2 separate regions of the Mus musculus genome follow, and region 2 is linked to region 1. The links are chromatin loops, found by intact Hi-C in ENCODE. Cell type or tissue: gastrocnemius. All regions are shown on one strand. Each heading gives the region's core, and the rest is flanking DNA. Links, peaks and the distances in the headings are about the cores only. Region 1 holds the start of Nup50 (nucleoporin 50). Region 2 holds the start of Phf21b (PHD finger protein 21B).

Region 1 (15,066 bases), core at 5,796-9,795:
CAAGGGATTGACTCATGAGGTTGGGAAAGCTGGAGGCTCAAAGTCTACACAGTAGGACAGCAGGCTGGATAGAAGGGACAGCCGACATTGCAGATGGGGTCTGGAAGTAGTTAGCTGGAGGAATTCCTTCTTCAGAGGCCAGGTGTTTGGTTTCTTGTTTGTTTTGGGAGGTGGCTTCAAATCATTTAATAAAACCCATTATCAGCTTTTATGAGTCTACAGACTCTTAAAACTACCTTCACAGCAATATCTAGGTTAGTATTGAATGAAAATACCTAGGTATCATTAGCTAAATTAACATTAATTGGCATGTGGCTGGATAATGGACATGTATGCCTTGGAGGAAGAGTGAATGGATACATTTACTGATTAGATGTAGGGGTCTAAGAAGATGGTTTGTCCCCCAAGCATAATGCTTTTTACTCCAGATGGGAAGACTGTAGCAACAGTCACAGATGAGGGTGGAGGCTTTGAATTTTGAGCATCTTAAAATTCTATACCATAAGACTTCTTTTTTTTTTTTTTTTTTAAAGATTTTATTTATTTATTATATGTAAGTACACTGTAGCTGTCTTCAGACACTCCAGAAGAGGGAGTCAGATCTTGTTACGGATGGTTGTTAGCCACCATGTGGTTGCTGGGATTTGAACTCTGGACCTTCGGAAGAGCAGTCGGGTGCTCTAACCCACTGAGCCATCTCACCAGCCCACCATAAGACTTCATAAAGGAATCTGGTTACAATTCTAGGGCCTGAGGTTGGGGGAAAAGCAGGTTCAAGCTCTAGTAAAAGCTGTCTTTTCTGTGGGCCTTTTGTAAGAGCCCCACTCAATTCCTAAGTTATGGTAAATCCTTCCTGCCCTACTTGGGATGTACCAAAATAGCCATCATCAGAAGCTATGGTAACACGGAGGGAGTTCTGCAGCAGAGGCAAGGTGTGCACAGCCTGGGTTCTGAAGGGGAAACCCAGTCTGCAGCCAAGGGGCTGCATGTGGAAAGCGGGGTGGTCTCCAATGATAAGATGGAAATGATTAAGATGAAAATGGCACTAAGTGGGGACTGTCTGGAATACTGGTGGAACCCACACAAGTGCTATTTTAGCCAGCTGTTTTCTGAGGTCTGGTTTTTGAATAAGAACAAGTCTGTTGCCACCATGAACAAACAGTGCAGCTCCCAGGATCCTTTTTCTGGGTTCTCGTTCCACACCCACTATCTCTTTGAAAGTGAGAGGTCACCTCTGTTCCCTCCTCTGTGGAGTCATTCTTCCTTCCTGGAACTGAATGCTATGGTTTAGCTCAGTTCACCCTCTGTCTTCATGAGTCTCAAGATTCTCACGTCTATCACCATCTCATACCACTGTCAGGCATGAGGAAGAGCAGCATGTGCCAAGACGAAATGAGCAGAGCATTGGAACAGTGGCATTAAGGAAAGAAAAGCGGCGGCTCTGAGGTCCCTGGAGAACCTGAGCTTTTTCCACCCTCTCCCCTAAGGAAATGCCTCTGCATCAGTTGAGGGCCTGGTTCTCAACCCCTCCTACGTTCTCAAGAACTCAGTTTTAGTGTCTCACTTTTGTCTTCAACCTCGCCTCCTTTTAGGAGTGTCCAATCTTCTAACATTGTGACATACTGCCATCTACAAAGTTCACACCCAAAACTCACGTATTCTGGGACAAAAGGCTTAGCTCAGAAGTTGAGTACTTCAGGGGCTGGGAAAGTTAATTCTCTCCATTTAAGTAGCTTGTCAATGGGAGACTCAGTCAAGGCAAGTAGGAGAAAACTCTTGTTACATTTGTTCACTCATTAGGAACAGAGCCAGGGACTACACAAAGCAAAAGGGGGGGGGGAGCTGACTCTTGGACAGGGGTGCACAATCTTAGGGCTCTTTAGAGGAAGAGAGCTGAGAGGATGGATATATAGTTAAGATGAGATTTATTAGCTTACACAATATGGTCTGAGTATAGTTGTCTCACACTACAAAGACCAAGAATCTGGTATCTGCTCAGGCCCAAAGGCTAGGTACCCAACTCAGCAGTACCTACATTGGTGAAGGCCTGGAGGATTCCTGAGGAGCTTTGGGCCTTCCATCAACACTGGAAGCCTGAAGAAGTTGGTCCTAAAGTCAGCTAAAGGAGCAGCAGCAGCAGCAGCAGCAGCAGCAGCAGCAGCAGCAGAATAGATGAACTTGCCATCAAGAATGAAGGCCAAGCAGGCAAAAGAGCAAAACTCTCTGGCTTCCATATTGTTTCATCTGAGCACTAACAGAAGGCCCCTCCCATATTTAGGGTGGATCTTCCCACAGCAGTTAAGACAGTCAAGACAACCCCCAACCCCCACAGATGTGCCCACAGGTGAACATGACATAGACAAGCCTACATTGAGGCTTTCTCCCCAGGGGATCCTCCGTAGTCAAATTCACAAACACATCATTACTTTAAAACCTTAACTTTCACCTCTAGTCTCCAAAGTCTCATGTTTACTTTATATAATACATACTGTATAATGTATTCCAGCTTTTTAAAAGCCCCTAAGCAGAGCTAGTGATGGGTCAATGGCCAAGAGCACTGGCTACTTTTTCAGAGGCCCTGAATTTAAGCCCCAGCACCCACATGGCAGCTCACAATCATCTGTAACTCTATTTGCCCACCTGACACCTTCTGACTTCCAAGGGTATCAGGCACACTTGTGGTATACAGACATACATTCAGACAAAAACACATACATAAAATTTAAAATAACTTATTAAAGTAAAAATTTGGGAGTGGAGACAAGGGTATGTGTCATAACAGTTTATAATAAGTTTCAGGAGATTTGACACACTTGTCTGGCTTCTGAGGGCACTGCATGCACATGGTACATAGACATGTGCTCAGACACACATAAAATAAGTATTTCTTAAAACCCCAATTTCTTTACAAATCTCAACACTTTAAAAGTCCAAAGTCTCTAAGTGAGCTATAAAAATCAAAACCAAGTTATATACTCAGGGCCATAACAAATAATCACACCAAAGGGGGGGGGGGGTCAAAATCCAGCTAAGAAAACACAAAATATTGTAGTTTGTGTGCCCAGCATCTGCAACCTTGAATGTAAGGTTCTGGACTCCCAAGGGCTTACGTAGCAAAGTCTTTAAAAGAATGGTTAGTCTTATACCTTAAATATGGTAATGTAGATTTATGAGACATAACCACTGACATCTCAATAGATACTACATTTCATTATAAAGAAATGGCAAACAAAAAAAACAAAACAAGAAAACAAAACAAATTAAAAGCCGGGCAGTGGTGGCCCACGGCTTTAATCCCAGCACTTGGGAGGCAGAGGAAGGCGGATTTCTGAGTTCGAGGCCAGCCTGGTCTACAGAGTGAGTTCCAGGACAGCCAGAGCTACACAGAGAAACCCTGTCTCAAAAAAAAAAAAAAAAAAAACCAAAAAAAGAAATAGGAGAAAACACAGTATCTGCTTTCTATATGCACAAACATGTTTTTAACAGGACAAAAACGTCAGTTACAGACCTCTTTTCTGTAAGGTCACATGGCCACCGTTGGTATTCACAACTGCCTTCCTGTACTACCTATTCTGTATTTCCTCCACCCTCAGCAAGCACATTAGTGAGTCTTGGTTCTTTACCTGGAGTTAGGGAGACCCATATCTTCATTACTGAAGGATCTGGGCAATCTAATCATCCTGTCTGGGTTGGGCTGTTGTAGTTTCCCAGAGTTTAATCACAGGACATGGAACACAAAAGAGATGCCCTGAAGACACATCCCTGTATGTTGGGTTTCCCTAATGCTTATGCATGTCCACAATACCTGCAGATACAAAATCTTACGATGAGTTAAGTCATTTCTCTCTTTTTCAAATCTTAATTTTTGAATATGAATGTTTTGAACTTCCAGTGTTGTGTATCCATCAGATAAGACTGCTGCTCAGACATGAGTTTAAGCCAATACAAACTCTCTTAGCTGACCAGTAACCTTGCTGGGTGTTCAGAATCCCAGCGTAGCCCAAAGTCTTACTCAGGGCGAGTTAAGCACGGACAACAATCTGGGTTGACATACTTCAGTTGAGCTGGGTGACTACATTTAGAAACTATGAAGTATGTATGGCCTTTGATGGCCGTGGTCATTGTTTTCATTTTACCAAGTGGTGCTGCTTGCTGAGTTTCATGGCCTGAATGGTACCACCATCAATGGAGTCTGTTGTGTTAACGTCCGGGATCCTGTTATGGAGGGTTGTGAGCTGTCACGTGAATTCTGAGAACTGAACCTGGATCCCCTGAAAGAACAAGTGCTTTTAAACACCGAGTCACTCCAGTCTGCTCAAGGCTCTTATATTAAGTGGCACAGTATTCACATGAAGTATTTTACTTGCAGGTTTTGCTGTTGGAGAGAGGATCTCACCTGATCCTTCAACATGGCCTTGAACTTGCAATCATGTCCCAGTTCCTAGATTACCCAAACTGCCTATAACCTGAAAGAATTCCGGGCAGGTTTCACACGGACATCTCACTCCAATGAATTCGGCTTGCAGCTAGGTTTTTGTTCCTCAGTACTGAGTGGTGGAATTAAAGGTGTGGACTACTACTTCCAGTTTACTTAGGTTTCCTTTTGCAGTACTACGGCCTCACAGGCGCTAGGCAGATACTTTACCACTGAACACCCCCAACCCTTTCTGGTTCTTCATTTGGTTGCTTTTTGGTAGTTGTGTTTTTGTTTGCTTTTGAGACAGGGTCTCAATATGTGAGGCTGGCCATCTTGGAACTATGAAGATCAAGCTAGCCTGGAATTCAGAGATCTGCCTCTGTACTGGGATTTAATCAAGTACTGGGATTAAAATGAGCACCACTATGACCAGCCAGTTTTGTATTTTTATTTATTTTTGGGAGAGGGTCTAAGTTGCTCAGGCACGCTCAACATAGATTTGAATTTTATCTGTGGCCCAGAATAGGCCTTAAAGTTTTGATTCTCCTGCCTCAACTGTCTGAATAGCTGTGATTGTGGGTCTGGTCTGTATTAATGAGGATCTTCTTGTTACTCTGGCTGGCCTGGGCTGATCCTCTTGCCTCAGCCTTCCAGTAACTGTGACTTTAGTTGAAAATGCCCATGACCTGACTGACTTCAGATACTTAAATTATCTCTGGAGTACTTATAGCACTAAATATGACGTTAACGACATAGCTGAAATGTGTAGAGAATGACAAGAAAAATACCTTGCATGTATTTAACACAAATTTTCAGAAGACACTTCATTGGCAGTCAGTTGAATCAAGAACAAATGTGTGCATTAAATGCGATCTGGCTTTTTCTCTTTCACTCTGCTGGATCTGGGGGAACTGAATTTAGGGCTTTCCTCGTGCTAGCCAAGTACTCTACCACCGTGCCAGCTAGTCTCCTTTTGCAGTTCTTGCAGATCGATGGATGAAACACCCTGAAAATAAGGGACTTGACTTCTCCCTTGGAACCCCCTTTGTCCTCTCTCAAAAGTTTGGAACTATTGCTCTAGAAATGCTAGTTTCTCTGAGACCCGTTTCCGGATGGTTAAGGATGGGTCTGACATTCTGGTTCACATTCTCGTTAAAACTCAAGCAGAAGAATTAGACCAACCGGAATCCCTTCTTAAACAACTGAACCGCTTTAGAGTGCTGTAGTCAGCTAAAAGCACACAAAACACGAGTCCTGGTCCAGGACGCATACGGTTCGTCCCGCAGCTGAATCCCTCCGGGGACTTCATCTCCTGTGGGCCCTAGCTGGTCCTGCAGCTTGGGGCAAATTTACAGCTCCCAACGAGGAAATCTGTGGACATCTATCATAAAGCAGCAATTGGGGCAGGTGACCTTTAGAGTCCGTCCCGCAGGGCTCTCCAGCCCCATGTCGGGAAGAGCTACCACAAGCTTCCAAGTCTCCGCAGACTGAGATCCACCCTCCCCAAGGCCCGTCCACGTGAGAATCACGTTGCACCCGCCTCGTGCTCCCCCCAGATCCACGGCCAGTCTCCTCAGCCACCCACCACACCATCGGAGGCCTCCAAAGTCACTGACCACAACGCCTCCCGCTAGTGTCTCGGCAGCGATTGGCGCGCGAACCTCCTCAAACTGGGACGGCGGCCGACACGTGACCAACGTGCTTAACCCGCGTTTGACAGTGGCTTTGGCTCCCGGCCCGCTGCCCGCGCTCCCTGTGCGCACGCGCGAGCTCCAATGGTCCTCCCGGCGACTGTTTCTAGGGCGGGCTTGCGCATGCGCCGCGCGACCCAAGTGGCCCTCAGGAGAAGGGGCCGGCGGCGGAGGCTCCGACGCGCATGCGCAGTAGCTGGATGCGGGCGTCGCTTGCCTCTTCCCCCTCCCCCTCTCTTTTCCCTCCGATTGGTTCGGAGGCGTCCATTCGAGTTACAAGATGGCGGCCCCGGGCGCTCTCTTCACCGTTCTGTAGCAGCTTCGGGCTGAGCGGATGTCTCTTCTTGTCCTCAGTGTCGGACTCAGAGACACACGGCTCCCGAGTTCTGCTGATCACGAAGTTCCCGGAGGCGCTCGACGCACCGGAATCTCCCAGCGGCCGCGACCGCCGCCTCGGCCCTGCTCGCCGCGGCGCCGGGACTCCAGCGTGATCGGCGGCGGCAGTCAAGGTAGGTGAGGGCCGGGCAGGCCAGGAGGGCGGGGCGGCGGCCGCCTTGGCGACGCGGCGGGCTGTTTGTGAAGCCGGACCGGGCCGGGCCTGCCGGGCGAGCCGCCTGGCAGTGGAAGGCTCGGCTGAGCGCGGGCCTCGGCCCCAGCGGAGGTAGGCGGCGGTGGCAGGGCCGCCCTGGCCCAACCCTGGCTGGCCTTCGCCCCTTACATGTCGTCTCCCCGGCTGTTCGGTCCCCCGGTGCCCTCACCGAGTTTCCAGGCCGTTGGTCACCCGGGTTCGTCCAGGGCCACTTTTGAGGTTTGGGCTTTTCCGGGGCGTTATAGTGACCTCGATCGGCTCCTGGTGTTTTCCTGTGAAAGTCATCTCTTGACCGCAGAGTTGTGCGGGTGCGCACACCGCAGGAAGCGGCCCGATCGTGAATAATTCACACACACACACACACACACACACACACACCATCACCATCCCCTGTCAACACACACACACACCCCGTCCCCCGGCAACTTCCTAGCTTCATATCTTAAAAGCATTTCGTGGAGCCATTTTACCCACAAACGCAGACATTTGGCAAAGTCTTCCGGGCAGCTGTTGTAAGTCATTTATTACAGGGATTAAATTTCCCCGGTAACATATTGGTAGAAGCTTATCTAGTACGTACGAGACCCTGGATCCTGTCCCCACCGCTTTAAAAGAAAAATAAAACAGAAAAGCTTTAATAACAACAATAATAGCTGGCAGATAAGTCTCAAGTGCCAGGCCTTGTTCCAGATAATTTGCAGAGTTGTGTTTAACTATGGAATGTGAAATAAGTAGGTATTTGGTGCTTTAAAAAAAAAAGTATGTATCTCCTATGTTGGCCTTGAACTTGTTCTATGGCTTAGACTGGCCTCAAACTGTCATCCTGCTTCAGCCTCCCTCTACCATCACCCGGGTTGGTGAAATGTGTTTTAAAAGTTTAGCCTATAGTAGTAGTTACTTTTCCCTCTACAGCTTTTGAGTTTTGGAGTAAAAATAGGGGTTATTTTTGTTACTATTTTGACAGGACACTTCCTCTGTTTGAGGCACTCTTCTAAGCTATGCCATCTTAGTTTTCATAGCAGTCCCTCTGTCCCACAGATAATCATTCGCCAAACCCGATTGCCCAGGCTCGCTCAGCTTGTCCTGGAAGCTAGCAATAGCATCTTGTATTTTCTCAAATAAGTAATGCCTCGGACCACTGAATCAACAACAGATCTATGAGCCAGGTAGGTTTGGGACATTTTAGAGTCATCAGGAAACAAAACTAGAATTCCTGGCCTCTGACTCATCTGAGTAAAGTGTGAAATGGCAGCGGCAGCATTCGTTTGTTTTAGTCTGTCAGGTACTCTTTAGTTTCAAGTCTGAGCTAGACAGTTTAAATGCGTTTCCCACTATTCCTTTTGTCCACATCTTAAAACAGTAAATCTAGCAGGGTCACTGCTTACCTCTTTTGCCCTCTGGTGGTGATGTTAGGTAATGATTAGAAAAATTTCCCTAGGGATCCAGAGACCTCACCTGTGAACAGTTCTGTAAAGAACGCTATTTCTGATAAGATTAATTTTGCAGCGGTTTGGGAGAGGAGTTAAAAAGAGACGGTTCCCAGTTACTGATATTTATTAAAACTCATGCTGTATATTTTAGAATCTTCATTTTTAAAATCATTCATTCTGTAATCAGAAAACGTGCCTGTAAGAGAAAAATGTAAAAGGTTGGAATGTTTCGAAAGCTGGAGCCCTGCACGTCAGATATTGGAAGGCTTTGGAATTTATGATTTCAAACTTACTCTGTAGTTGCTAATCTGCTGTAGAGCATTAAGCGATGGGTAAGTTTGTATCTAATGACTGTTCCAGGCCTACTCTGGTGGGATGTTGTGCTGAGGGTAAATGAATGGAGAAAGTATCAGGAAGGAGTACCTACTGCCAGCCTGGGCAAGTACCCTCGCTGCTAAAGCTGCTCTGAAGAGATGAAACAGTGCTTAGAACAAAACCCTCCAAGCTCCTGTCTCTCTCTCTGTCTCTCTGTCTCTCTCTCTGTCTCTCTCTCTGTCTCTCTCTCTGTCTCTCTCTCTGTCTCTCTCTCTCTCTCTCTCTCTCTCTGTGTGTGTGTACAGTGCCTGTGCAGGACAGTAGAGGGCACTAGATCCCCTGTAACTCCCAACAGGAATATGAGCTGCCTGACATGGGTGCTGGAACTGACTTGGGTCCTTTGCAAGAGTAATAATGTGTGCTCTTAACTGCTGGGCTATTATCTCCCTAGCCCCTGTTATTGCTATTTCTAAAAGGCAAGGCATTTTTTTTCTGGAAACAGGTTTTCTCTGTGTAGCCCTGGCTGTCCTAGAACTTATTCTGTAGACTAGCCTGGCCTTAAACTCACAGAGATCCACCTACCTCTATCTCCTGAGTCCTGGGGTTAAAGGTGTATGCCACCTTGCCTGGCTCTTGTTACTACCACTACTACTGCTGCTGCTGCTATTATTATTATTATTAATTTGTGCTTGCTCACCCGTGGAAGCCAGAAAAGTTAGTTAGATACCCCAAGAGTTGGAGTTACAGGTACTTGGGAGCTGCTGTTGGGTATTCGGAATCCAACACTAACTTCACGAGAGCAGTGTGCTTTCTCGCCTGTCCGGTCATCTCTCCAGCCTTGATGCTGTATATTTGAAGCAATTTATATTATCAGTTGCAACCACATCCATAGCACCTAAATTTTTAAATTTGTAATGTCTTAGCTTTGCACAATTAATTTGCTTAATTCAGGCAATTAATTGTTAATTGGGAGCCATTTCTATTAATTGTAGCCTTGAGAAAACTACTCATGTTGCAAAAGTATTTCTCAGGCATTATTAAAATCCTTACCCAAGAATAAACTTCTGAATCATCTTTATATTTTAAATATTAAGAGTGCTCATGGCTCTCTTGCTGTCTCTTGCTCTTTCCCTTCCCCCCCTCCCATGTGCTCCTGGCCAGCCTCTCTTCCTCTCTTCCTCTCTCTCTCTCTCTCTCTCTCTCTCTCTCTCTCTCCTTTTCTCTGCCTCTACTACCCTCTCGACTCCCCTCCCCATGTCCTGAATAAACCCTATTCTATACTTAAAAAAAAAAAAAGAATGCTTATGGCAAGGATATTTGCATTGACATAAGGACTTTACGTACAATATACTACTTAAATACTATAGCTCTTGCAAGATCAATAGATGTTTGGCAAGGTAAGTGGAAAAAAATATAGATGTTTGTCTTAATTTTGTGAATGGAGTTGGTTTCCTGTTGAAAGAGAGGGCTGGTGTCCCTCAGGTGTCTTTGCCTGCTCTGTAGCCCTGTGTTGAGGATTTGATGCTGGAGGCCCATGGCCGCGGTGAAGCTCTCACTACAGCGCTTTTTTTCCATCAGCACCAGGGGTATGCTCACCACATTTTATGCTGGACTAGGATTTTTTTAATTACTTGTAATAAAAATTTTTAATTAAAAAAGTAAAATTAACTTCCCCGAACTTCATATTTTCCTGAATTTCTTACTGTGTTTCCTTCCCTTTGAGCCAAACCCTCTAAGTCTCATTTGCTTAAAATCTGTTAATTGCTTTTTCTTATACGTCTCTATTTTGTGGTTTTATTACACAATAAGTGAAAACTGCAACAAAAATGTATTTGTAACAGTTACTCTGGTGTAGAAAAGCAAACATCTTATTTCTGTTTCCTGTCATCTAGGTTCACAAAAATGGCGAAGAGAGTTGCGGAGAAGGAGTTGACTGACAGGAACTGGGATGAGGAAGACGAAGTTGAAGAGGTACAGAGCCGCTCCCTTTGTCTCTTGCTGTCTGTGTCTCAGCTCATGTTACTTTTCTTGGTGAAGACTATGCTAGAACTTAAAAACCTTCAAGAAAACACAGCGGGAGAGGTTTGGTTCCTGGTGAGCTGTGGGTGTTTGCTGTACTGTAGCAATGTGTTCTTTGTGTGTGAGCATGCTGTTCTGTTAGTGTGCGTTTGTCATTAGTCTGTAGAAGCAAGAGTCACCCGCAGCATCCTCTGCTGTGTTTCGAGTGGTCTAGTCATGACTAGGAGGCAGGTTACAGGAGCTCGCCAGCTGCAGTTCTTACCTCGGTCAGCTCCCTACGGTCCCTCACTCCAGTGTTTCTCATACTTCACTGTTAGCTGTTCTGATGCTAAGTCTGTGCCCGGCAATTGCACTGATTTCATAGAATTTACATCAGTGTCATTTTTTACCAGCAAAAAGTAAAGTTGTCTTCTGTGAGGAAACTTTGCATATCTAGGTCTCTTGAACAGGTTGATAGTCCTAGGCCAGTCCACTAGGCAGAGTCATCGCAAAGCTAACTCCAGCTCTGAAGCACACAGGGAAGGGAAGAAGGCGGCAAGGAGTAGTGCTCTGCAGCTGTATTTGCAGGCTGGTGTCTTCCTTTTTGGTACTGATAGATGCTGATATGTTTGGGGACCAAAGCACTGATGTTATTGTTTTTACAGAACCGTTAGCTGACTTGGTCTTTTTTTTTCTTTTCTTTTTTTTTTTTTAAGATTTATTATTATATCTAAGTACACTGTAGCTGTCTTCAGATGCACTAGAAGAGGGTGTCAGATCTCATTACAGATGGTTGTGAGCCACCATGTGGTTGCTGGGATTTGAACTAAGGACCTTCGGAAGAGCAGTCGGTGCTCTTAACCACTGAGCCATCTCTCCAGCCCCTGACTTGGTCTTTTAACTCAATCTTTAGTTACGGATTTTTTTTTATGCCTTGGTCTTAAGCACAGTCCTGGAGTGGAGTAAAATCCAGACTATAGTGGTTTGCTTTGCACTAAAGTGTCCAGGAGAGAAAGAGCTCCGCAGGTTCTACTGAGACAGCTATGGAAATTAGGTACATTAAATGTGCAATATAGCCTGCTGGTCCTTGTTCTGGGGATGAGAATCCTTTTAATGCTAACATGATCGAAAACACCTGTAGATGGGAGCCATTTAGTTTTGTTTTTGAGATGGTCTCACTTTATAATCCAGCTGCCTCAGCTTCCTGTGTAAGGGGCTGTGGTGGGAGCTGGCACACCTGGCTGAATGAGGCTTTTGTACAGTTACTTAGTTCTAGCCCTATAGGTGAGGGAATAGATGAAGTGAAACCGTAAGCCTTCAGCAAACAGTGATTATGATTAGCACACTCAGCACACCGTGGAAGAGCACAGGGTGACAAGGGGCATGTGTGGCCTAGCGATCTGGCCTTTTGGACAGTGGGCAAGGTGAGCAGGTCAGCTTTTCAGAACAGTGAGCGAAGACTGTGGCTCAATGGTAGGACTCATGAATGTACAGGATCCTGTTCTACAAAAGAAAAATCCAGATGCTGTCCATAGCAACTTCATTTTTTGAAAACTGGTAGTAAGACGCTTGGTTTCAGAGACTATGTCTCTAAGATGTTGAGGAAGCCAGCCATGAGTATTTTTGGTACCAAGATTTAGTGGTCTTCATCTTTTCAGAATCACATATTCCTGTCTCTGAGTTGGAACTTGGAGGTTGGATTTGTAGATCCTGAAAAATTTGTGACTTGGCTGACTAGAATTGGAATCTACAGAAACCTGTAGATAATATATGTGAGATGTTTCTGAATGTGTTGAGTCAACTCTTAAGAAGATGAAATGCCAGATAAGTGTTTGTGCTCAGTTTTACTCTCCCTGTGGCCTTACCTTTCTGCTGTCTTCACTTGTCTGTTCTTGCAGATGGGAACATTCTCAGTGGCCAGTGAGGAAGTCATGAAGAACAGAGCCGTAAAGAAGGCAAAGCGCAGAAACGTTGGATTTGAAGTGAGTGCTTCCTGCAGCTTTGATGTCTTCCTAATGTGGTTCCCATTCCCAGAGTATGCATACAGCAAAGCTCTCCTCATGCACGTAGAAGATGGAACGGAAATGAGCATGGGCAGGAGTAGGCCAGATCTGGGGATCTGCAGTGTAACATGGGCTTAAAGCTGTGGGGGGAGATGAGAAGAGCCATGCGATATGCGCTCATGGCGAGGACTGAGAAGCCAAGACAGGCTGTGACAGGAGGGGATCTGGCTGTTCAGTAAGTGACAGCCAGTGACAAAGTACCAGATCTGGCCAGTAGGCTATATGTGGCCCAAGATAGCACAGCCCAGCACAAAATTGTAAACTTATTTAAAACATAAGATGTCATGTATGATGGGGAGACTGACTTAGTTTTGTGGTATTTGGGTGAAGTTTGTGGTTGACAGCACTCAGTGTTGCAATGTCAAAACATTAGGTGGGCCTGGGGTACCGCTTGAGCTAAAACTTGGCTAAGTGGAAGGGGAGAAGAAGGTGCCCTTGGCCTGGGAAGTTCACATTGATTTTATTCAGAACTTATGTTAGAAAAGCTAAATATACCACCTGCCTAAATGAAGAAATGGGCTTTTCTCAAATATTGTAGGAAAACAGAGCTAGGCAATAGGAATAATATGAATATGTCAGTCCAAGCCTAGTGGCACATGCACTGGGAAGCAGAGGCAGTCGAATCAGAGTTCAAGACCAGCGTGGTCTACATAGTGAGACTGTCTGAGGGGGAAAATGGATGTGTCAAGTTCACTCTAAAATTTAGCTAGATAATTTACTGTCAGCAGTTTCTAAAATAGCAGTAAATACTACATAACTTTTAAATCCAGTACAGAATCAAAAGGCCCCAAAGAGCTCTATACAGTTTCAGAGCTTGTCTGTAAGTCATCTAGTATGTTTTTAGTTTTTGTCTTGAGACAAGGATCTCACTATGTAGTTCTAGCTGTCTTAAACTCACTAGGTGTGATACAGACTGGCCTCGAACTCAGAGATTCGCTTGCCTCTGCCCCCCAAGTGCTGGGATTAAAGGCAGTTACCACTGCTTGGAAAACTGTCCAACTGTGCAAACCATCCATCTATTTGGACATAACGCTTTTGCTACACTTCTGTGAGGGCATGGTTCAAGGCAGGGTTTCCTTGTGTAGTCCTGGCTGTCCTGGAACTCACTCCATAGGGCTTGAACTCAGAGATCCACTTGCCTGTTTTACTTTCTTTTTTTTAAGATTTAAATTGTACTTGTGTGGGCGTATGCCTGTCCACAGAAGCCAGAAGAGAGGGCATCAGAGCTGTAGGCTCAGTTGCAGGCAGTTGTGAGCCACTGCTAGGACTGGTGGGAATCTCGCTTAGGTCCTCTGTGCTCTTAACCTCTTACTGCTCCCCAGCCCCGGTTCTTAGATTTTAGATTTTGATCGTTGAGAAAATCCTACTGAGGGTCGGGAGCTTGTTGCTGAGCTGGCAGAGTGTGTGACTAGAATCTCTCTGGTATAGAGGCATGTGCTCGCCAACCCAGAGTTGAGGAGGGGGAGACAGAAGGCTCAGAAGTTCAGTGTCATGAACCACATAGCAAGTGGGAAGCCAGCCCATGATGACTGACACTGTCCGATAAGCAGAAGCATCAGAATGAAAGGTGTTTTATTTAAGATTTTTTTATTCCACTGGGCGATGGTGGTGCACGCCTTTAATCCCAACACTTAGGAGGCAGAGGCAGGTGGATTTTTGAGTTCTGCGACAGCCTGGTCTACAGAGTGAGTTCCAGGACAGCCAGGGCTACACAGAAAAACCCTGTCTCGAAAAAAAGAAAAAAAAAAGATTTTTCATTTCTCTTTTTTTTTTTTTAAAGAAAAGATTTATTTTATATGAGTACACTGTAGCTGTCTCCAGACACACCAGAAGTGTGCATCGATCCCATTACAGATGGCTTGAGCTGCCAAGTGGTTGCTGGGACTTGAACTCAGAACCTCTGGAAGAGCAGTCGGTATTTGTTCTTAACCGCCGAGCCATTTCTCCTGCCCCATTCCTCTTTATTTTAATACTATAAAAATACCAGTGGTCACTAAACATTTGAAAATCTGTAGGTGTGATTAAAACTGTTTTTTTAAAAAAACTGTAACATTAAGGCTAACTGGTATGTTTTAGTTGGGGTATCTGTTGCTGCACCGAGATAAAGGTACCTTATGAGGAGGTTTATTTCAGCTTATCGTTGTCCCATCATGGAGGGAGAAAGGGCAGGAACTCTGGCAGGAACTGAAGCAGAGGCGTGCTTACTGTCATGATCCTCACGGCTCCCTCTGTGTGCCTGACTACACCACTAAGGTACCTGCTGGGGTGATGCTGCCCACAGGAAGTCGGTCCTCCCGCATGGATCATTAATCAAGAACATAAACCACAGACTTGCCTACAGGAGGCATTTTCTTAATCTAGGATCCTCTTTCCAGATGACTCTAGCTTGTGTCAGATTGTCAAAAGTACAAAAGCCTACCAGGACATACATGAGCTATGTAGGAAATGGAAGAGGGACTAGATTTGCGCGCGCGCGTGTGTGTGTGTGTGTGTGTGTGTGTGAGAGAGAGAGAGAGAGAGAGAGGGAGGAGATTGATTGATTAATTATAGTTCATTTATTTGG
Region 2 (15,066 bases), core at 1-4,000, 70 kb before region 1:
TAAACGGGAAACATTTTTAAAAGGCCAGAGAACAAAAGTTTTCTGGCTTCCTTTCTTTCTTTTAAAGCACTCACACAAAAAGATGGAGGCACTGTTCCTTTGCAGGCAATACTCCCGAGTTCAAATTTAAAGGCAAAGGCATCCTGGGGGTGGGAGGGCTCCTCCCCCCCCCCCACCTCTACCCCAGGCTGCCTCTACCTTCAGACAGGATTTTCAAAGATTTCCTTTGTAGCCTTATCTAAATTCCGGCATACGGGATAATAAATAGCTACTCATTTACTATCATAAAAAATTTAAAGCCCTGAAATAGTTGCCACAATCCAGAAGAAACGATCGCACACAAGCTCGGAAAGACCTACTCCAGATAGTGAAACTAACTGGCACGAAGCGCACACATAAAGAGACATTGTTGCGAAGAGAGGCACCTAGCATTGGTTTTTCCATTTTAAATCTTCTGCTCCAAGCCTAAGACTTCACAACTTCGCGTTTTACCCAGGCTATCACACTGTTCCAGATTTGTTAGTTTTGTTTTGTTTTGAGTATCTGGTTTGATTCTACACAGTGATTAAACATCTTTGTGCTCTGCGGAAAAGGGTCTTCCAACCCCTCCCCCTCCAAAAATGGCATCGAAGCAATCAAAATGGTAATGCCGGGCCTGGGTCCCCTCCCCCCGCGAACTCCCCGACTTCGCCGGGGCCGCGCGCAGGCCCCCCTCCGGCGAGAATGGAAGCTTCCACTCGCGGACGGGGGCGCGCAGCCCGGGGGTGGGGGGTTGGGGGGGACGGGCTCCGACAGAAAGGGGCAAATGCCTGACTCCCCAGCCTACGGTCCAGCCCGGCGTCCCCTCTGCTCTTGCGCGCCCCCTCCCATCACTTTGCAACTTTAAAGACTCGGCCTGGAGCACCGGCCTGCGAGCCGAAGCATCCTCCCAGGCAACTGCGAGCTCCGCGCCGCTGGGGAGAGGGGGGTCCCCGTGGGCTGGGAGAGGGAAGTCGGCCGGGCCGGGGGTCCTCGGGCTGCCCTAGTCCCGGGCGGGCGGCGACATTCCGAAGGAAGCGAGAGCTATTCCTGGGCCCGGGCGGCGAGCTGGGGGAGGGAGGGGCGCGCCCCCGCCCGCCGCCTCGGAGACCCGGGTGCACCATTGGCTGTACAGCTCAAAGTTCTCGGCCGGCGGCGCGCAGGGGCGGGGGCGCGCGCGGAGGGGGAGGGGCTCGGGGGCGCGCAGTCGGCAGGGCTCCGGCGGCGGCATCTGTTCGTGGTGCTGAAACCCGGAGCGCTGAGCTCAGCGCAACTAACTCACAATGGACAACTTTTCTTCGCCGTGGGGGCGGCGGGCGCGCACCCCCATGGTTGGAGCTCCTCGCGGGTCCCCACAGCCCCTTTCAGGCATAGACACTCAAGTTAGGGCAGAACTGGGGGGTCCCGGGGGCGCCTTTCTTTTGTTCCCCGGGAGCTGGCGTCAGGTTCCGAGAATAAAAAGTGAGGCCGGCGGGATGGCCGGGAAGGGGCCGGCTAGGAGAAGGATCACCAAACCGGGTCGGCAGTGCCACGCGGAAATGGCTTCCAAGGAGTTTGGGGTGCGGGCCTGAATTGCCGCCCCCTTGTGTCCCCCTCCCACCGCAGCAGGGATCAGGGGATGCCGAGGCCGGGGAATGTCCACGTTCCCAAAACATGTCCACCGCTCAAGATGGACGCCGGGCAGCCGGCGCCTCGGAAGGTACGGCGCAGATCTTTGGCCGGCCGCCGGAGCCTCGCGCTCCCCTCAGCCACCACAAATCAGCTCTTTCTATCAAGAAAGGGAGGACGGCAACTTTGAGGACTGCAGCCATAACCCCACGGGAGTCGGAGCGTGCGACGACCGTACAGGCACTTTTTAGGGTGCTGCCAAAGTGCCCGGCGATCCTCCCTGGACCCCGGTCCCCTGTGGGGGATAGGCCCCTCCTTACTTGTTTGTCGCTGAGCGCTGCGATCCGTGGCTGCCTTTCGTGGAGCTGCTTCTTGAGGTCGCCGTTCTATGAAGACACAGAGGAGCGGGCTCAGCCTGGCCGCCCCGGGGGGGGGGGCGAGCAGGCGAGCCCCGAGCCCCGCATCCCCACCACCCACTGCCTGGCGGACCAAGCCGACCCCAACGCGCCCCAACTTTCCGGGACCGCTTTCCTCACACGGGCCACCGTGCAATGTCGCGCGAAGCAGCTTACCTGTGGCTGCCGCCTCATTGGGGCAGCTCCCGGGGCGGGGCGGGGGCCGAGGCCACCCGGCGGCGCGCCCCGAGCCGTGCAAGTTTGCAGGCCGGGGTGCGGGTGCGAGTGAGTGTAAGAGTGTGTGCCGGGGGAGGGGGGACGAACAAAGAGCCAAGTAAACACGGCGAGTCCGTGTCGAGCAAAGCTCATAAATATTCAAGTCGCGTCCTAATCTCCCCAACACACACACGCGCACGCCGCAATATCACTCGGGCACCGGCCGCCTCTCGCCGGAGTCACAATCGCCAAACTACTTTTGCTAACAGTGAGGGTCGGTGCCGGGCTGGGCCCGGAGCAGGAGGCTAGGAGCTGGCCGGTCCATGCACCCTGTTCCCTGGGCAGCTCTAGGAGGGTCCCCTTTCCGGTCGCCCGAGTTGTGCAAACGGGGCAGTGGCAGAGAAGACGCCACGCTGGGGTCCCACGAACCCTGGATCTGCAAACAGTGCTGGATCGCACGGAAGCGAGGGGGAGAGGGAGAACTAAGGGTTCCATCCCAGCCCCGGGACATGTTCCAGGAAGGGGCCTGCTTCCAGCACCCCTGAGACCAAGAGTTAGATACGGAGCTTCGATCCCTCTCGCCTCCACTCCCCGGGCCACTAAGGCTCCCCGGTCCAGTATCCGGGACTACCTACCTGGTGGCGCGCGAGTTCCACCGCGAGCGCCTCGGACCGGCTTTGCAGCTCCATCGCCGCAACTTGGGCAGCACTTTGCGCTCACTTTGGCCGGAGCTCGCAGGAAGTTGTGCGGCTCGGCGGGAACCAGACCGGGAGAGCTCGGATCCGGTGTCCCGGGCACAGAGAGACACGAGTTCCCTCCTGCAGCGCCGATAGGAAAGGAGGCTGACGAGAGGGAAGAAAGGCGAGCTGGCGCCCAACTCTTCCGGCTGCCGCTAAGTTGCGCCGGGTGCCCGGGCTGCCTGCGCCGCCCGGCGCATGGCCCCCAGGCGCCGGGAGCCCCGCGCAGCCCCCCAGCGCGCGCCCTGTCGCCGCCCGCGCCAGCTGACCGCCGGCAGGGACTATATTTCCTCCGGCGCGCGCGCCTGGATCTCGCTGGGGCCGCGGCAAAGTTGTGCCTCGGCACGATGCTAATTCGGCAGTGCCCGGATGGAGCGGGCCGGGGCGGCAGGAGGCGGTGCCGGGAACCCGCTGCCCGCCCCGCCCCGCCCCGCCCGGCCCGCGCGTGCGCATTGCGTTCGGCCCAGCGACCAGGCTCAGGAAACAAAAGTGGCGGCTGAGCGGAGCGCAAAGTCGCGGCTCTGAGATCTGGGCGCCCGAGCGATCTCCTCGGTGCGCAGCCGAGAGCACGGGGAGCAGGGAATGCTTTCACAGTCCCACTCCCGGAGCGACAATTCCCGCAGCAAACTGAGATGCCACCCTCCTGCTTCTTGCACCTCCTCCCTCCTCCGCTTCCCCTTCTCGCCTCGCTCTCCGGTTTTATTTAAATCACCCGGTCCTCTCCCGCAGCGCCTAGCACTGAGACTGGGGAACTAAATCAGTCCTGTCGCCGGAGTCCCAGCGCCTAATGGCCGCTGTGGTATTTAAATAGTATGAAAACTGATCTCTTGATTGGTCCTTTAATGATTTTTTTTACACTCACAATTAAACTCTCAACAGATGTCCCTAGACTTTTTTTTTTCCAGACAGTTGTTAAAAATCGTAAACACGACAGGTCAGTGTGACATAAAGCAATCATAACTACAGCTGCGGAGATGACATTTCAGAATTCCCAGTCCCGGGGCCGGGGTCAACGTCTCAGAGATTACTGCGGCGGAGTTTCCTGTCCTCATCAATTAATGTCGGGGCTTTGTGCCCTGCTGGGCGCTAGCACACTAGTGTGTTTCAAAGAGGCCAGGGAAAGGGGGGCCTCTGTGTCAGAGTAACCGTGAATTGATAGAGACTCATAACTAACTCTTTCCGTGGGTCACAAGAAAAGGAGGAAGGAAGGAAAGAAAAGAAAACTCAGGCACACCAGTCAGAAATGTCTCTTCAATGGATGCCAACAGTCTACATATTTCCTTTACCCCTCAGGAGAAATCTCTCTCTCTCTCTCTCTCTCTCTCTCACACACACACACACACACACACACCAGAACACCAGTGTTGTTAGAGCCATATACAGTATTGGTCACAGTCGACAAAGATGACAACGATCTAACTGGCTGACTAAACTGGTTCCTCCCACTTCTGGGTTAGACTCAAGTCAAGACAATGTCTCCCACTCCCCATTTTTTCTTTCAACCCCCCCCCCCATTTTGTAGTTAGAGGTGCAGAGGATCCAGGGGCTGGAGCATACTAGGCAAGCCTCTGTTACAGGAGCCATGCTCAAAGCTCCACTCATGTCTTTTGCTGGGGAGGACAGCAGCCTAGGTGAAGACTGGTGTTTGGAGGACCAGGAGGGGCATGTGCTGGCCAAGAGACTCCCTCCTGTGATTTCTGTAAATGTCATTGGCTTTTGGCAAAAACTCAGGGTTATCTTTCTGGCCATGTGGTCCTTTCATCAACAGGGTAGACTTTCTGGCTTTCCTTGGCTAGTACAGACTCTAGCAGATGCCCACCGAAGGAGATGTGCCTGGTCGGATGGTGACGACCCAGTGTGGTTTGTAGTTTTGCCCACTGTCGATTGATTTAGGCTTCAGTAATGATCAACATGTCACCCACTTCCTGGATCATGGCACAGGCCATGGTATGGGAGTTCTCTGACAGACAGTGCAGGAGAGGCAAAGTAAGCAACCAAGGATCAAACCCAAGGCCCGGCCTGTGCTAAGTAAACACTCTACCACTGGGTTACATCCCCAGCCACCTGCTTTGGAGACTCTGAACTTTGATCCCCCTGCCTTGGCTTCCTGAGCAGCTGGGAGCAGGTGTTCTTGTAAGCAAACATGTAGCTTTTCCTGAGCTCCTACAGGCTTCTCTCCCTTCACCTGACCAGTGTTCTCTAGAATATTCTTTCCCTCATTCCACATTTCACAAATTCTTTTCTTCAAGATTCACTTCAAATGTCTTTTCTGGGATACCCCCCCCTAATTTCCACAATAAAACTCCTATCACCCTCTCTGTTGGTCAACCAAGCAGTGCTTACTCATGAGGGGGTACTGGGAGTTGAACCCCAAATCTACCCTGAACAGAGTCAGACACATTTCTCTAAACCTCCTAACCTCACTTCTGTGCAAGATGGGAATCTATCACACTAGACACAGACACTCCGGACCCCTCAAGCGCCTTGCCCACATCTTGACACGTGGACTTATTTAATAGATGGGCTGAATTGCTATCCATTGCTTGCCCTGCTTGCCCCCAGCCTGGCCTTGGCAGCAAGCCTACCCTAGGGGAGTGGTAGTAGCTGCTTTTCTCATTCTGTGAGAAAACACCATGGCGAAGGCAACTTAGAGAACTACGAATTTCTTTGGGCTTATTGTTCCAGAGGAATAAAGAGTCCGCGGTGGTAGAAGGGAGGCAGAAGAAACAAAAGCTGGGGGCTTACATCTCAAACTATAAGCAGGAAGTGGGGACAAGAAACTGGAACTCGTGCTTTGTCACTTCCCAGGGACATTCTTCCTCCAGTGGGACCACACTTCCTAAACGTACCCAAGTTGTCCCATCAACTGGAGAATCACATATTGGAACATCTGAGCCTATAGGAGGTATCCACAGGAGCCACGGAGGCACCAGAACCCGTGTTCATTCTATGGCTGTGGAAGGAACGGCTGTTTGTAGGTAAGGTGTTACATACACCCTGGCATGCAACTCTGGCTCCAAGGACTTGAATGGCACAGCCTCTGAACACAGCCTTCCAGCATTCCACTTCTAGCATTTCCACTTGACATGCACTGACCTGAGCTCAGCACCCCCCTAACATCCCAGCTCCCCTCCCAGGCACATCCCCCTCTCATGTCCCTCCCCCACCCCAACCCCATCACTCACACTGCTAGTCTTTCTATGTGTAGCAGGATACTTATCTGGTTGTCATCCTTGGCTCCTGGCCTAGAGCTTCTAAGACCCTTGACCTTTCCTGATAAGACTGAATGACCCCTGTCATTCATTAAGACCCTCCTTAGTCTCAACTGGGTCTGCACTGAGGGTGTGGCTGACAGTGAGGGTAGACAGCCTCAGGATCAGGCCAACCACCAAAGCAGGAACCCTGCTGTCTAGCCAGGCTCTGGAGGCTGGCTCACAGTGGCTGGCCAGCTCTCTCTCTTTAGCCCACTGGAAAGGTGCTGTGGAGACCCTGGGGGGCTGGGCCAAGGCAAGTTGAGAAGATGAAGACAAGGACAAAGAGTAGCGATCACACTGTGCTAACCCAGGTAACTCGTCATACTTCTATACTTATGTAATGACATCCAGGCCCAGCCACATTTACTGCAAATGATATAAGTCCCTTCACTTGTGGGGCAGAATAAAACTCCACTGTGCACAAATACCACATTTCTTCATCCCTTCATCCATCAAAGGACACCTAGGCTGATTTTAAGATTTGGGTGGTCAGGTATCTCTAGGCTGGCTGGTTTGGTTAGGGTTTTACTGCTGTGAACAGACACCATGACCAAGGCAACTCTTAAAAAGGATGACGTTTAATTGAGGCTGGTTTACAGGTTCTGAGGTTCAGTCCATTATCATCAAGGCAGGAACCACGTTAACGTCTGGTAGGCATGGTGCTGGAGGAGCTTAGAGTTCTACATCTTTATCTAAAGACCACTAGAAAAAGACTGGCTCCCATGTGGCTAGGAGGAGGGTCTCATCGCCCATGCCTACAGTGACACGCTTCCTCCAACAAGGTCATACCTCCTAAGAGTGCCACTCCCTGGGCCAAGCATATGGAAATCATCACACTGGTTGACATTGATTCCTTTAGGTAAATACTTGAGAGCGATATATCTGCATTGTCTGGCTCCGCTGTTCTTGAAGAACCTTCATGCTGGTTTTCCTTGAAAAATGACACGATGTTAAGAGGTAGGATTCAGAAACCAGAGACTCTGCCTCCAATTCCCCAAGGATACTTGGGACTCTCCAGTAGCTAATGGCAGATGGGTGCCCATTCCAGTCAGCTACCCATCAGCAGTTCAGAAGAGCGGCTCTTTTGGGAAGATGCTCAAAGGCCTGCCCTATACTGCCATGCAGGGTACCCTATACTGCCATGTGGGGTAAGCGCCCATGGCTGATGATGATCTAGCCACACAGCTGAAAGAGCATCGTCTACGACTTCACAAGACACCTATCTCTTTCCCCTCTTCGTCTTTGTTTTCAACTTCATTCATCTGTGTCACCTGCTTTGTGGGGGAACACTTCCAGCTGGAACTGGAACTGGCTATGTATCAGAGGAGAACTCTGAAGTCCTTTCCAGTGTTGGGATTATATCAGTGGTTCTCAACCTTCCTAATGCTCTGACCCTTTAATACGGTTCCTCGTGTTGTGGTGGCCCCCAACCATAAAATTATTTTTGTTGCTACTTCAAACCTATAAATTCTCTACTGTTATGAATGATAATGTAAATATCTGTGTTTTCCAATGGTATTAAGGAGACCCCTGTGAAAGAATTGTTCAAGTCCCCTGAGGGGGTTGTATCACACAGGCTGCATATACCACTGGATTAGAGGAATGCCCCGCCTTTCCTGGATCAAGTGGTGTGGGGGATCAAACCCAGGGCTCGGTGCCAAACACACAGTCAACTGAGCCATCTCCCAGGCCTGCAGCATCGCCTGCTGGTGTGCCCACTCTATGATCTCAGATTCATAGTGTTGAATGGAGGGGTTAAACCTGTAATTTCATGTGTGAAGTTAGCTTTTATGCTGATTGTGAGCCGGATTCAGCTGCCCGTGAACACGTTCAATCCTTACTGTCTCCCCATTTACAGATGGACAAACTGAGACCTCACAGTCACATCTGTCCATGGCAGAGCTTGGCTCAGCTCTGTCCTTTGTAGTGTACCTGAGCAGGGTGGGGTTGAGGCCTTGTCCCTGCTACCGTGGACATGGACCCCATAGATGGAACTTGTCCTGTACCGTATTGTTGAAGCTTCATTTCCTGTGGCAGGATAAGCATGAGGGAACCGAGGCCCAGGGATGGTAATGAGGGCCTTGCCCTGCACCAGCTGGTTGGTGGCAGAATGAATATTCAGGCTGTGGTTGGCTGCAGCTCCCACCACTCCATGCAGCTACAGGAGTGAGGGCAGGAGTGTGCACAACAGGTGGCTCTGAGCAACCAACCTACGATCACTTCCACTTGTTACCAAATGAGGAAACACAGGCAGGGAGATGAAGATCAGAACTGGGGGAGTGGGGGCCAAGTATGGGACTAAGATTTGTGGAAGACATTTAAGGCCAATACTGGCAAGGACTGGGTAGAGCGTGTAACCAGCTTGGCACAGGCCTGGAGATGATCATGCCATGCTCCATTTACAGATGAAGATATTAAGGCCACCCAGCCTATGTGTTAGGTGGGCTGTCTCTACCTGAAACCAGATTAGATACCCAGGCACACGCTCCCTGAATTCAAGGGGTTCTCAAGCAAAGAAAAGTAAGCAGGGGAGGGTGCAGTGGGATTGGCTTTCCTAGATCCAGCATGGGCAAAGTGGCAACTGGTCAGAAGTCCGGGGATCCTGGTTGGTGTAGGAGTCTTGGGGCTTTCTGATGTGAAGTACAACTACCACCACGTCACACACAAGCATCCTTCTCTCAAAGATCGCCAGCTTCAGAGCTTCTTGGGAGCAGGAAAAGACCTATGGGAAAGAGGCTTCCTTACCTCCAGAGAATTGACCACCTTCAGAGACAACAGCTGGGACTGGTGACCTGGTGGGTGCTGAGGGTTCCTTGTTTCCTTTCAGGAGGTCTGAGTTTCCTCCTGGGTCCAAAGAAGTGCAGGTTGACAAGCCGAAGGAAGGCCATGGTCAAGAAGCACAGGGTGAGTTACAGCCTTCACTCCCAGGAGTCCCTTAGTGAGAGCCATGAAACCGGGAAGCCCCCCCCCCCTCCTTCCCATGCCACCTGAGGATGCTCTATCCCTGGGGTTCTATTATTAGCAGAGCATCCTAATTAGTGCTTTCACACCTACGTCATCATAGATTCCAAATCAGCTGCTCAACTCGCTTTTGAGAATGAGTCAATGCGTGGCACGCAGCCGTGGGCCGCCCTTTGAAAGGGAAGGGCTCTTTGCCGGAACATACCAAGTCCTCACCCTCCCTCAGCTTTGAACCTTGAAGCTGGCAGAGCAAGAACAGTGGAATTGGGTTTTCTTTCCCACATTTGCCAATGTTTTTTTTTTCCACTTTAAAAAAAAAGTGTATAGCCAGGCAGTAGTGGTGCACACCTTTCATCCCAGCACTTGGGAGGCAGAGGCAGGCAGATCTCTGAGTTCAAAGCCAGCCTGGTCTTCAGAGTGAGTTCCTGGACAGTCAGGGCTACACAGAAAAGCCCTGTCTCAAAAACAAACAAACAAACAAACAAACAAACAAAAGTGTGTGCATGCATGCGTGTGTGTTTGCATGTTTGTGTTTGAATGAGTGCATAAGTGTTTGTGTGTGTGTGTGTGTGTGTGTGTGTGTGTGCGCGCATATGTGTGTGTTTGTATATGTGCAGGTGCAGGTTCATGTGCAAGAGTGTGTGTGTGTGTGTGTGTGTGTGTTCGAGTTCATGCAAAGCACATGTGTGTATGTCAGAAGATAACCTTTGGGAGCCAATCTTTCACTTCCACCTCATGGGTCCCAGGGACAGAACTCAGGTCTTCAGGTTTGACAAAGTTGACTTTAGCCCCCACCAAGCCATCTCCGCAGTCCTTTGTGACATTTTGGCTTCTGGCCAACAGTAAACCTGAACCTGGGCCCCCTTTGCAAAAAATACAGAGAATCAATCTTTTTCTTTGGTCCAGCCCTGAGCTGCGGGTACTTCGCCCTTCACAGAGCAGGCCAGCGTTGTCCTGGTGAAGTCACTGGGACATCCAGGAGGCAAACGGGCTCTTGTTCCAGCATCATCCTCTAGATCTCCCTGTGTCTTCTGGAGTAGCTCCAGGATGGTGAGAATAGATAGTTGTCAACCTCCACGTCATAGGACACTGTCCAGGGATAAAGATGGACTGAGGAACAACAGCTTGCCTAGCCCTCCATCACTTACTGAGCATCCCACCCACCTAGAGAGAAGACAGAGAGCACCACGCCATCGCCATTCTGCATCTAGGGAAAGTGAGTCTTGGGGTAGATGGGTTACCTGTTCATCACTTGGCTGGTGAGTGTCAGCAAGGACTCAGCCTTGGTGATGTGAGCTTGAATTAGGACGCTGCTTTTCTTTCTTTTTCTTTTCTTTTTAATCTTTTCTTTTTCTTTTTTAAGATTCATTTTATTTATATGAGCACATTGTCACTGTCTTCAGACACACCAGAAGAGGGCCAGGGATCCCATTACAGATGGTTGTGAGCCACTATGTGGTTGCTGGGAATCGAACTCAGGACCCTGTGAAGAGCAGTCAGTGCTCCTAACCGCTGAGCCTTCTCTCCAGCCCAGGATGCTGCTTTTCAATTGACCGATAAACTCAAACAGGACAAGAACCTGGAGGCAAGAGCTGCCGAGGGCACTGAGGTGTTCGGCTTACTGGCTTGCATACCAAGGGTTGTTCAACCTGCTCTCATGTAGAACCCAGGACCAATAGCCCAGGGATGGCCCCACCCATGACAGGCTAGGCCTTCCCATGTCAATCGGTAATTTTTAAAATGCTCTACAGCCTTCCCTGCAGCTCAATCTTATGGGGGCATTGTTCAAATTGAGGTTCCTTCCTCTCAGATAACTATAGCTTGTGTTGAGTTGACATAAACTAGCCAGCACAATAGGTATTATTAACCCCTTCATGTATATGAGAGCAAGGAAGCCAGTGGATGCTGGATAATAGGCTCCCTTCCCGAGTACATCTTAGATCCAAGCCTGATATTCTACTCCCTATATCCAAAATGAGCTGGGTTGGCCAGAGGGTTGAGGCCTGGAGACAATATTCTAGGCTGAGGGGCCAGAATTAGGGCTTGTTTTATCTCCCTCTAGGGAGGATCTACATAAAAATCTTCCTGCCACTATATGGTAGCCACTAGTGAGAATAGTAGTTAAGGAGTTACGAGTGATTAATATAATTTATAATAATAAAATGAAGATCATTGTTGTAATGATGAGGGGTGCTATCGGTGAATGCTAGTTGCAGTAATTAGTTCTGACTTATTAGGAGAGGAGGGAGTGGCTCAGAATGGAACATCAGGGAGGTGTGTGGCTGCTGGGTGTTCTGGTTCTCTTTCTGTTGCTGTGACAAACACTGACCAAAAGCAACCTGGAGAGGAACGCGTTTGTCTGTCTCATATTTCCAGGTCAGAGTTCATCACTGGGGGAGGTCCAGGCAGGAACTCTAGCAGGAACAGAAGGAGAAGCCGTAGAGAAGCGCTGCTTAGTGGCTCACTCGCTGGCTCATGATCAGCTAGCATTCTCATACAGCCCAGGACCATCTGCCTAGGGATGGTGCTGCCCCAGGTGGACTGGGCCCTCCCACCTCAGTCATCCATCAAGACAACCTTCCACAGACCCGGCCACAGGCCGATCTGACTGCGGCAGTTCTTCAACTGAGGTTACCTCATCCCAGTGACTCTGAGTTGTGTCAAGCTGACAGTCGAAAACTAACCAGACCACTAAATGTATGTGAAGAAATGAGGGACATGGGAGTTCAAGACACCTGCCTGAGTCCAGGTCAGAGAAAAGCTCTAAAACACTACCTTCCCAAGAATGTGTTCCTGGGGTAGCTTCTGGTGGACCAGTACTCCTAAAAATGCAAGGTGTCCTGGGCCTTTGGATGGAGGGATTCAGCACGCTGCTGCTGGCACAACACAAGCTAGTTACATTCCATACTTTGGTTAATTCAATGGAATGGATTTACAGGTCAGGATGATGCAGTAAATACCTTGGCAGCATGGTCACTTCCTATCTGGTAGCACCATGTGGCTGATAGCAGCTGGGCTTCCTTATGACCAGAAGTGGTTGACACATCAATAACGCATCATGTTACAGCAGCACAATGACAACAGTGTCACTAACTCGTGGGATTTTCTAGGTCCCACGGTGATCCTGGGCACATTCACAGCACTGGCAATCCGCTGTTGCCTGCAGCATGGTTATACAGTTTGTGGCCGTATCCCCTCCATGCCTCTTGTCAACCTGGGACTAAGTAAACATGCTGAAATCTGGCGAGCTGCGTGAGATGGTGGCTGCTTCATAACCCTGCTGTCCTGGACTGCCCACCAGGAAAGATTCAGGTGGTGAAACCTGAGTTCAGGTGCCTTCTTACTTCAGAGGCCACTGTCACAGCCTCACAAAGGCTGGAAGATGAGACCCAAGCAAGAGTCAAGGAGTGATGTTTGAACATGTGCAGTGCTGAAGAGCTCTTAATTGCTAGGCGATTGGCCCACTTCCCCATTAGCCTCCTCTGAAACCATTAATAACTTTGGGCTGCAGAATGAGCCTTTAAATCAAACATTTTTAAAAAAATATTTATTTATTTATTATATGTAAATACACTGTAGCTGTCCTCAGACACTCCAGAAGAGGGAGTCAGATCTTGTTATGGATGGTTGTGAGCCACCATGTGGTTGCTGGGATTTGAACTCCTGACCTTCGGAAGAGCAGTCAGGTGCTCTTACCCACTGAGCCATCTCACCAGCCCTAAATCAAACATTTTTTTCTAAACAAGTTTCATTGGTCATGTTTTGTCATGGCAATAGAAAAATAGCTAACACACACACACACAAACTTGGGGAGGCAAGGCATGGATGCTCTTATAGATGGAATTGTATCAAGATGAACATGAGAACAAGTCTTTAGGAACCAGAGATGGAATTGTATTTTGTACAGTGTCAATGTGAGTGTCAAGTTGACAAGGGGTGGACCTATGATTGTTAATTTTGCCAACTTGACTGGTATCTGTAAAAGTGTTTCCAAGGAGGTTTAACTGAGGAGGGAAGACCCAACCTAAATTTGCACCATCATTTCATGGACCAGAAGAATGAAAAGGAAAACAGAAACAGCCAGCCGAGCATCATTCTTCATCTCTCTGTGCTTCCTGACTGTGGATACAATGTGAGCAAATCACCCCACATTCCATCCACCATGCCTTCCCCACTGTGACAGACGGATCCCTTGAACACCTCTTTCCTTAAGTTGATGTTGTCAGGCATTTGTTCCAGGGATGAAGAGGACTAGAAAGTAACGAATAGCTCTGCTCCTCCCTGTTCCAGAGACAGCCGCATCTTGTGCAGTGCCAGCCTTATCCTGTAGACAAAATGGTGAAGGTCGGTGTGAACCGTATTGGGCGCCTGGTCACCAGGGCTGCTTTCTGCTCTCCACATGGCAAAGTGGAGATTGTTGCCATCAACGACCCCTTCATTGACCTCAACTACATGGTCTACATGTTCCAGTATGACTCCACCCATGGCAAATTCAATGGCACAGTCAAGGCCGAGAATGGGAAGCTTGTCATCAACGGGAAGCCCATCACCATCTTCCAGGAGCGAGGCCCCGCTAACATCAAATGGGGTGAGGCCGGTGCTGAGTATGTCTTGGAGTCTACTGGTGTCTTCACCACCATGGAGAAGGTCGGGGCCCACTTGAAGGGTGGAGCCAAAAGGGTCATCATCGCTGCCCCTTCTGCCGATGCCCCCATGTTTGTGATGGGTGTGAACCAGGAGAAATATGACAACTCACTCAAGATTGTCAGCAATGCATCCTGCACCACCAACTGCTTAGCCCCCCTGGCCAAGGTCATCCATGACAACTTTGGCATTGTGGAAGGGCTCATGACCACAGTCCATGCCATCACTGCCACCCAGAAGACCGTGGATGGCCCCTCTGGAAAGCTGTGGCGTGATGGTCGTGGGGCTGCCCAGAACATCATCCCTGCATACACTAGTGCTGCCAAGGCTGTGGGCAAGATCATCCCAGAGCTGAACGGGAAGCTCACTGGCATGGCCTTCCATGTTCCTACCCCCAATGTGTCCATTGTGGTTCTGACGTGCTGCCTGGAGAAACCTGCCAAGTATGATGACATCAAGAAGGTGGTGAAGCAGGCATCTGAGGGCCCACTGAAGGGCATCTTGGGCTACACTGAGGACCAGGTTGTCTCCTGCAACTTCAACAGTAACTCCCACTCTTCCACCTTCGATGCCGGGCTGACATTGCTCTCAATGACAACTTTGTCAAGCTCATTTCCTGGTATGACAATGAATACGGACGGCTACAGCAACAGGGTGGTGGACCTCATGGCCTACATGGCCTACATGGAGTAAGAAACCCTGGACCACCCACCCCAGCAAGGACACTGAGAGCAACAGAGAGGCCCTCTGTTGCTGAGGAGTCTCTATCCCAACTCAGCCCCCAACACTGAGCATCTCCCTCACAATTTCCATCCCAGACCCCCATAATAACAGGAGGGGCCTAGGGAGCCCTTCCTACTCTCTTGAATACCACCAATAAAGTTCGCTGCACAGAAAGAAAGAAGGAAAGAAAGAAAGAAAGAAAGAAAGAAAGAAAGAAAGAAAGAAAGAAAGAAAGAAAGAAAGAAAGAAAGAGCTAACCTCTGGTATTTCCCCAGACTGAACTCTCAGAGTTGGAAGAGACTCCCAAGGTCACATTGCCCATTCTCTTACTTTATGGATAAGAAAGGGTGGTTCAGAGAACTTGAAATAGCCCTCAGGCAGTGCGTGGCAGGAGGATTTTGACCTCAACCTGATCTTTTCTCCATAATCAGTGGGCAGTGATCTACCACCACCTTCTGCTTGTGAGGCAGACATGAAACAGCCAGTCATAGTCCTCTTCTTGGCTGAGTT

What was found. Hi-C counts contacts between places; a loop is a spot of excess contacts. Peaks named below come from ENCODE experiments on the same cell type or tissue, not always from the same donor. Only the 100,000 strongest peaks of a DNase experiment are listed, where the experiment ranks them.
Region 2: it touches region 1 in a loop (2.7-fold over the local background); 16 of 42 quality-filtered maps call a loop at or near these places.

Annotation. Positions count from the first base shown.
Region 1 is chr15:84,917,034-84,932,099 of GRCm38, forward strand. Nup50 (nucleoporin 50) reads left to right here and starts at 6,395. Exons shown (of 8, transcript NM_016714.2): 1 at 6,395-6,617; 2 at 10,335-10,413; 3 at 12,339-12,422. The coding sequence starts at 10,345. In gastrocnemius, for the core only: CTCF peaks have their summits at 8,100 (motif pointing left) and 8,766 (motif pointing right); DNase peaks (open chromatin) are centred at 6,186, 6,619 and 8,092; H3K4me3 peaks cover 2,425 bases; H3K27ac peaks cover 2,178 bases.
Region 2 is chr15:84,852,793-84,867,858 of GRCm38, forward strand. It overlaps Phf21b (PHD finger protein 21B), which reads right to left and starts at 3,337. Exons shown (of 13, transcript NM_001081166.2): 1 at 2,873-3,337; 2 at 1,947-2,012. The coding sequence starts at 2,926. It also overlaps the pseudogene Gm4217. In gastrocnemius, for the core only: no CTCF peak of the experiment used is centred there; DNase peaks (open chromatin) are centred at 739, 1,149, 1,676, 1,926 and 5 more places; H3K4me3 peaks cover 4,000 bases; H3K27ac peaks cover 3,004 bases.